2 separate regions of the Homo sapiens genome follow, and region 2 is linked to region 1. Evidence: chromatin loops called from intact Hi-C (ENCODE). Cell type or tissue: PC-9. All regions are shown on one strand. Each heading gives the region's core, and the rest is flanking DNA. Links, peaks and the distances in the headings are about the cores only. Region 1 overlaps ACO2 (aconitase 2). Region 2 overlaps RANGAP1 (Ran GTPase activating protein 1).

Evidence for each region. Peaks named below come from ENCODE experiments on the same cell type or tissue, not always from the same donor. Only the 100,000 strongest peaks of a DNase experiment are listed, where the experiment ranks them.
Region 2: a loop joins it to region 1, with 9 times the contacts of the local background. A loop is called at or near these places in 3 of 110 quality-filtered maps.

The regions. Positions count from the first base shown.
Region 1 is chr22:41,516,554-41,519,455 of GRCh38, forward strand. ACO2 (aconitase 2) reads left to right here. Exons shown (of 18, transcript NM_001098.3): 7 at 974-1,078; 8 at 1,928-2,019. Among named protein-coding and RNA genes, the nearest start is that of POLR3H, 26 kb to the right of the region's middle. In PC-9, for the core only: CTCF peaks have their summits at 1,382 (motif pointing left) and 1,582; a DNase peak (open chromatin) is centred at 1,198; H3K27ac peaks cover 673 bases.
Region 2 is chr22:41,254,543-41,257,444 of GRCh38, forward strand. It overlaps RANGAP1 (Ran GTPase activating protein 1), which reads right to left. Exons shown (of 16, transcript NM_002883.4): 8 at 2,169-2,282; 9 at 1,649-1,748; 10 at 1,479-1,563. Among named protein-coding and RNA genes, the nearest start is that of MIR6889, 2.9 kb to the left of the region's middle. RefSeq lists enhancers at 1,835-2,378, 2,379-2,902. In PC-9, for the core only: a CTCF peak has its summit at 1,836 (motif pointing right); a DNase peak (open chromatin) is centred at 1,949; H3K27ac peaks cover 1,278 bases.

The sequences.
Region 1 (2,902 bases), core at 121-2,620:
GGGCTCACTCCTGCCACGGGACTGCTCAGTCAGGACGTTGGTAACAGGCCCATACCTCCGTCCTAGTGGCTCCTGAGGCAGGTGGCCTGGTAGCAGCTGCAGTACCTGTGAGCCCCACCAGTTCTGTGACGCTTTGTGGTCCAGACAGTGTGTATCATTTCAGTTTTTGTTTTTGTTCTTGTTTTTTGAGACAGAGTCTAACTCTGTCGCCCAGGCTGGAATGCAGTGGTGCAATCTCGGCTCACTACAACCTCCGCCTCCTGGGTTCAAGCAATTCTCCGGTCTCAGCCTCCTGAGTAGCTGGGATTACAGGTGTGCACCATGATGCCTGGCTAATTTTTTTTGTATTTTTTTTTAGTAGAGATGGGTTTTCACCATGTTGGCCAGGCTGGTCTCAAACTCCTGACCTCAGGTGATCCACCCACCTCGGCCTCCATCACTGGAAAACTTGAGACACAGAAAAGTGTCTCCACCATGGTATGGCTGAAGGAGGGCAGGCCACCAGGCAGACAGACCAAGATCCGAATGTCAGCATCTACCTTTATGTGCTTTATGGCATGACCTTGAATCTCTCTGAGCCAGTTCCTCCCCTGCCAAAAAGAATAGCAACTGGGCAGTGTCTGGTCAGGTCAGCCTACAGTACGTGGTGCCTGTTCAATCTCTTGGGCGACAGTCAGGCCCCAAGCTCGCAGCTCAGTGTGTGGGGGCTGAATCTTCACCTGAGTCCTCTTCATTCTACCCAGCAGCCACCCTGAGCTGGGGCCCTGAGCTCTGATCCCCATGGCCTCCCCTCACCGGCCCAGGTTTTTACCCAGGGCCTCAAGGGATGAGTCGGCCCGCTGTCACCACATCTCTCTGAGTGGGAGGAGAAGCAATGCAGCTCCCTGGTGTGAAGATGCAGGTGGCCGCGTAGCAGGTGTGTGGGACCCTGGCCCGGCCACCAGCCAATGCCCGGGGCTCTGTTGCTCCACAGGCATGGCGACAATCTGCAACATGGGTGCAGAAATTGGGGCCACCACTTCCGTGTTCCCTTACAACCACAGGATGAAGAAGTACCTGAGCAAGACCGGCCGGGAAGGTGAGCTGGCAGGGGCAGGCCCGTGTGGGTGGAACAGTCACATGCCCGCTCCTCCCCAAGACAGAGCTATGCCTTTCCCTGTAGGGCAGGGGTTCTTAACCCATTGTCTCCAGACAGGCGTCCGAGGCTCTGAGAAAGCCCTGAAGAGGTGCAATATGTTTCTGAGTAGATTGTCTGGAGCTCTCTCCAGCTTCTCAAAGGGCCTGGCATCTGAGTTCAAGATAGCCCCACCTCAGGATGGGCATTTCATTTTCCCTGGAAGGTGGCTGAATGCCCGCCCTTCTCGGCCTGGTCCCTGCTGCCCCCTACAGGAAACTCCGGAAATGACATGGATCGCTTCTGTTGATAATTCCTGACCTAGCAGGGGAACATTTGGAAGGAGAACCACTTTCCCAGCCTCCCCTGACAACTTCCCTGAGGCTCTAGCCTGGCTTCTTTGGAGCTCAGAGGGCATTGGCACCTGTGAAGGGTGGTGCGTTGTGGGAGTGAACGAGGAGCCAGAGACCAGGGGCCATGGGGAGAGCCGTAAGCACGTGGAATCCTTGGAAGGCTCCTCCCTTTCCTTATTGAGTGACTGCTTCTTCAAAACCCAGCTCTTCACTTCCAGGACACCCTCCCCGGCTCTGAACCTTAGCTGGCGCTCCTCCTCTGTGTCTCCGTGTCCCTGACAGCTCCTGCACTAGGGTGTGAGCTCTGTAAGGGCAGAGACAGCAGCCTTGGTTTCTTCATTGGCCTAGTCAGTGCCCAGGGTGGGCCTGGTGTTTGGCAGGTGCTCAGGTGGGTGGTGAGTGAACTCTCAAGAACAGTTTATGTTTCACGTGCTCCATCCCCGTCCCTTGTTGATTTCAGACATTGCCAATCTAGCTGATGAATTCAAGGATCACTTGGTGCCTGACCCTGGCTGCCATTATGACCAACTAATTGAAATTAACCTCAGTGAGGTGAGGAGACAATTAACTGGGTTCAAGAAGTTTCTGAGAGTAGTGGGGAGCAGGGCGGGTCCTGCCTAAATACTCACTGAGGGCCGGGTGGTGGCTCACAGCTGTAATCCCAGCACTTTGGGAGGCCAAGGCAGGTGGGTCAGTTGAGGTCAGCAGTTCAAGACCAGCCTGTCCAACATAGTGAAACCCCGTCTCTACTAAAAAAAAAAAAAAAAATACAAAAATTAGCTCGGCATAGTGCCATGTGCCTATAATCCCAGCTATTCAGGAGGCTGAGGCAAGATAATCGCTTGAACCCGGGACGCAGAGGTTGCAGTCAGCCGAGATCGCACCACTGCACTCCAGCCTGGGCGACAGAGCGACACTGTCTCAAAAACAAAACAAGAAAAACCTCAGGGTGACTCGTGGGCCCCTGGGTCCCCAGTGTTCCTGCAAACTGCTTCCTGAAGCAGCCTGGAGCAGTGGGTGGGGAGGGGGGAGACACAGCCACGGGGAGAGCAGAGGTAGCTCTGGCTGCTGAACCAGAAGTGGATGTCAGTTTGCCACCAGCTCAGCTTTAGGAGAAGCCAAGGTTTCACCCTGAAGGGTTTTTGTTATCTGAGTTCAGAGGGCAAATCCCAGCAGGGTTAGGCACCCTGAGACGCACAGATCAGAGCAGGTGTTTGCAGAGCCAGAGGAAGGGCAGGCTAGAGGATCCCGTCTGCAGGAGTTCACACCTCGGCTCTGCCACTTAAGTTGTGTGGCCTTGGTCACGCACTTAGCCTCTGTAGGCCCCTTGCTCCATCACGTGTGGAACCTACAGCAGTCGTGAGGATTGAATGAATTCATGTAACTAACACTGACGGAGGTTTACTGCATGCTGCGCACATAGCTGAGTGCCTCG
Region 2 (2,902 bases), core at 303-2,802, 260 kb before region 1:
GTTGGCTCTAAGGCCTGGCTCCATGAGCCCAGAGACCTCACCTCAGCCAGGAGGGAGAGAGCCTGGTGGGGTGGGAGCACCTGCTCCCAGGGCAGGGGCAGGTGGATCACCAGGGAAATCCATGCTGTGGACACAAAAAAATAAGATCGGCCCGGCGCGGTGGCTCATGCCTGTAATCCCAGCACTTTGGGAGGCCGAGGTGGGTGGATCATGAGGTCAGGAGATCGAGACCATCCTGGCTAACGTGGTGAAACCCCGTCTCTACTAAAAATACAAAAAATTAGCCGGGTGTGGTGGCGGGCGCCTGTGGTCCCAGCTACTCAGGAGGCTGAGGCAGGAGAATGGCGTGAACCCTGGAGGCGGAGCTGGCAGTGAGCCGAAATTGTGCCACTGCACTCTAGCCTGGGCAACAGAGCGAGACTCCATCCCCCACAAAAAAACAAAAAAAAAAAACAAAAAAAAATCAGATCTTGTCCCTGTCCTCAAGGAGCCCCAGGTTTCATGGAGAGACAGAAAACGAAGACAGCTTTGTCACACCTAGAGCCCAGGGCTTGGCAGGAACACTGCCCAGGTTGAGATGCCAGGGCAGGGGCGCCCACATCCACATGACCTCAGGAAGCTACAGGTGTGGGGGAGGAAGAAGAGTAGGGGTGTCCTTGCCCCATAGGAAGGCTGGACCATTTCCCAGGGACAGTGGGACCTGTGAGGTTCAGCCCACCTCGGAGTCCCCAGTTCCTAGCCTCAGCTCAGGGCCTAGCACCGAGGAGACACGACTGAGTATCTGACACACGAATGAGGCCGACTTGGAGATGCGAGGGGCACAGGGAGCCCGATGCTGATGGCCCAACCGGACTTGGATCCAGGAGATGGCCACTCCCCGGCCACCCACCTTCACCTCCAGGTAGACTCCCCAGGCCCCATGGTCTCTTCCTTTCTAGAGTCAGCGTCTTAAGAACAATCCCGAGTGCAGCCCCTTCTGGCTGCCCCCACCTCCCACCCCCATCACTCCCCAGGCCCCACCACATCAGGATGAGATCTGGCCTCACCCCTTCAGAGGCCTCCCCAACTCCACCACTCTACAGGGTGGCCCCGCTCAGCCCGTACGAGCTCCTCTGTTGAACGGACAACTCATTCTGTCTCCACCCCACGAGACAGAAGCCCTGACTGTCCCATCCTTATAGCCCTGATGCCTAGTGTATGACCTAGTACGTAACAGGAGTGCACCCAACGTTTCTGAATAAATACAAGTAGAAACAAATAAAGGGGCCAGGTGTGGTGGTGGGTGCCTGTAATCCCAGCTACTTGGGAGGCTGAGGCAGGGGAATCACTTGAACCCAGGAGGTGGAAGCTGCAGTGAGCCGAGATCACGCCACTGTACTTTAGCCTGGGGAACAGAGCAAGACTCCATCTCAAGAACAAAAGAAAGAAAGAAAGGAATGGCCTGACCCCGACCTCTGGGGCCACCCCGAGTTCCCTACCTGAGGGACGCCAGCACCTTGGCCATGTTGAAGCCCTCCAGCACCTCCTGAAGCTGTTCACAGCCTTCTTCTCCCAGGGTGTTGCCTGCTCAAGGGGAGGGAAGAGCAGTCAGCCGGGGTGCCAGGGCCAGCCTAGCAGACCTGTGCAGAGGCCTCCCCCATCCGACTACCATTCAGGTCCAGCTTCTCCAGCTCAGCTTTGTCTGCCATGGCCTCAGCAACAGCCAGGGCAGCATCCCTCTTGATTTCACAGAATGACAAGTTCAGCTCCTGAAAATAAGAGGAAGGGTTGGAGGCAGGCAGAAACCCGGGCCAGGACACCAGGTTCTACTCTAAGCCTCAGTTTCCCCAAGTGAGGATATGGCAGGCTCTGTCCTCCAGGTGGGGCAAAGTGGGCAGGAAGAATAACACCAACAACAAAAATAATGCCCTGCAGCCAACGATGAGTCACGTACTGTGTTTACTTAAATCACAAGACAGTGATGTACACCACTCCCTGCCTCCCGCTTTAGAAATGAAGAAACCATGGCTCAGAGGGGTGTGGAGGCTCACACAGCATCACAGGGCCCGAAGTGGAGGAGCTGGGATATGGACACAGGCCCACCTGCCTTCAGACCAGACCCCTGTGCCCCCAGCCGCCCCACCACCCACAGACCCCAGAGGGAGGACGTCAGGCGTCCAGGCTGGCACCTTTAGCTTGGGCAGGCCGCCGCGGATGGCATCTGCAATGGCAACTGCACCCTTGGAGCGCACCAGGCAGTCCCCAAAATTAATCACCTCCACCTGCCGCAAGGTCTTCAAGGTCTGTGAGGGGGAAGCAAGGGTCCAGAGTGAGGGTGCAGACCACACCCCAGCCCTCAGCAAGCCCCGGGGGCCCCACACGGTCACATCCCAAGCCAGCCACCACACACTGTCCTCCTCTGCAAGTCACCAGCTTTGCCGTCTTCTACTTGTTGGCCTCTGGGCCCCTGGCCAAACCTCCTCCACCCCTCCCCATGTTACGGCCAGAACTCTTCCTGAGACCAACCAAGCAAGGTTCCTGCTGAGCATCCGGGTCTTCCACACGTAAGCTGATCCCTCTGCCTGAAACACCCATCCCCCACCCTCTGTCCAGAGAAAGACCACTTGCCCTATACAACTTAGCCAAAATGTGATCTCTTCCAGGAAGCCTGCCCTAAGTCTGATTTGAACTTCCTTCTGGCGTGTTCCCCAACACCTGCACACATCTCTGCTAACACACAGGCAGCCGGACTAGCCTTCTGTGGGGCCACGGGACCCTGGCAGCCAAGAAGCCACTGCGTTCAGAGCCCAGCACTGTTACCACTGGCAGCTTCCTTCCCTCCTTGAGCTAGGGTCTCCCTGAAGGCGGGGTCTTTGGCTCAACCCCATGTGGCCTGCACTTGGTACAAAGCCAAGCACTAAAT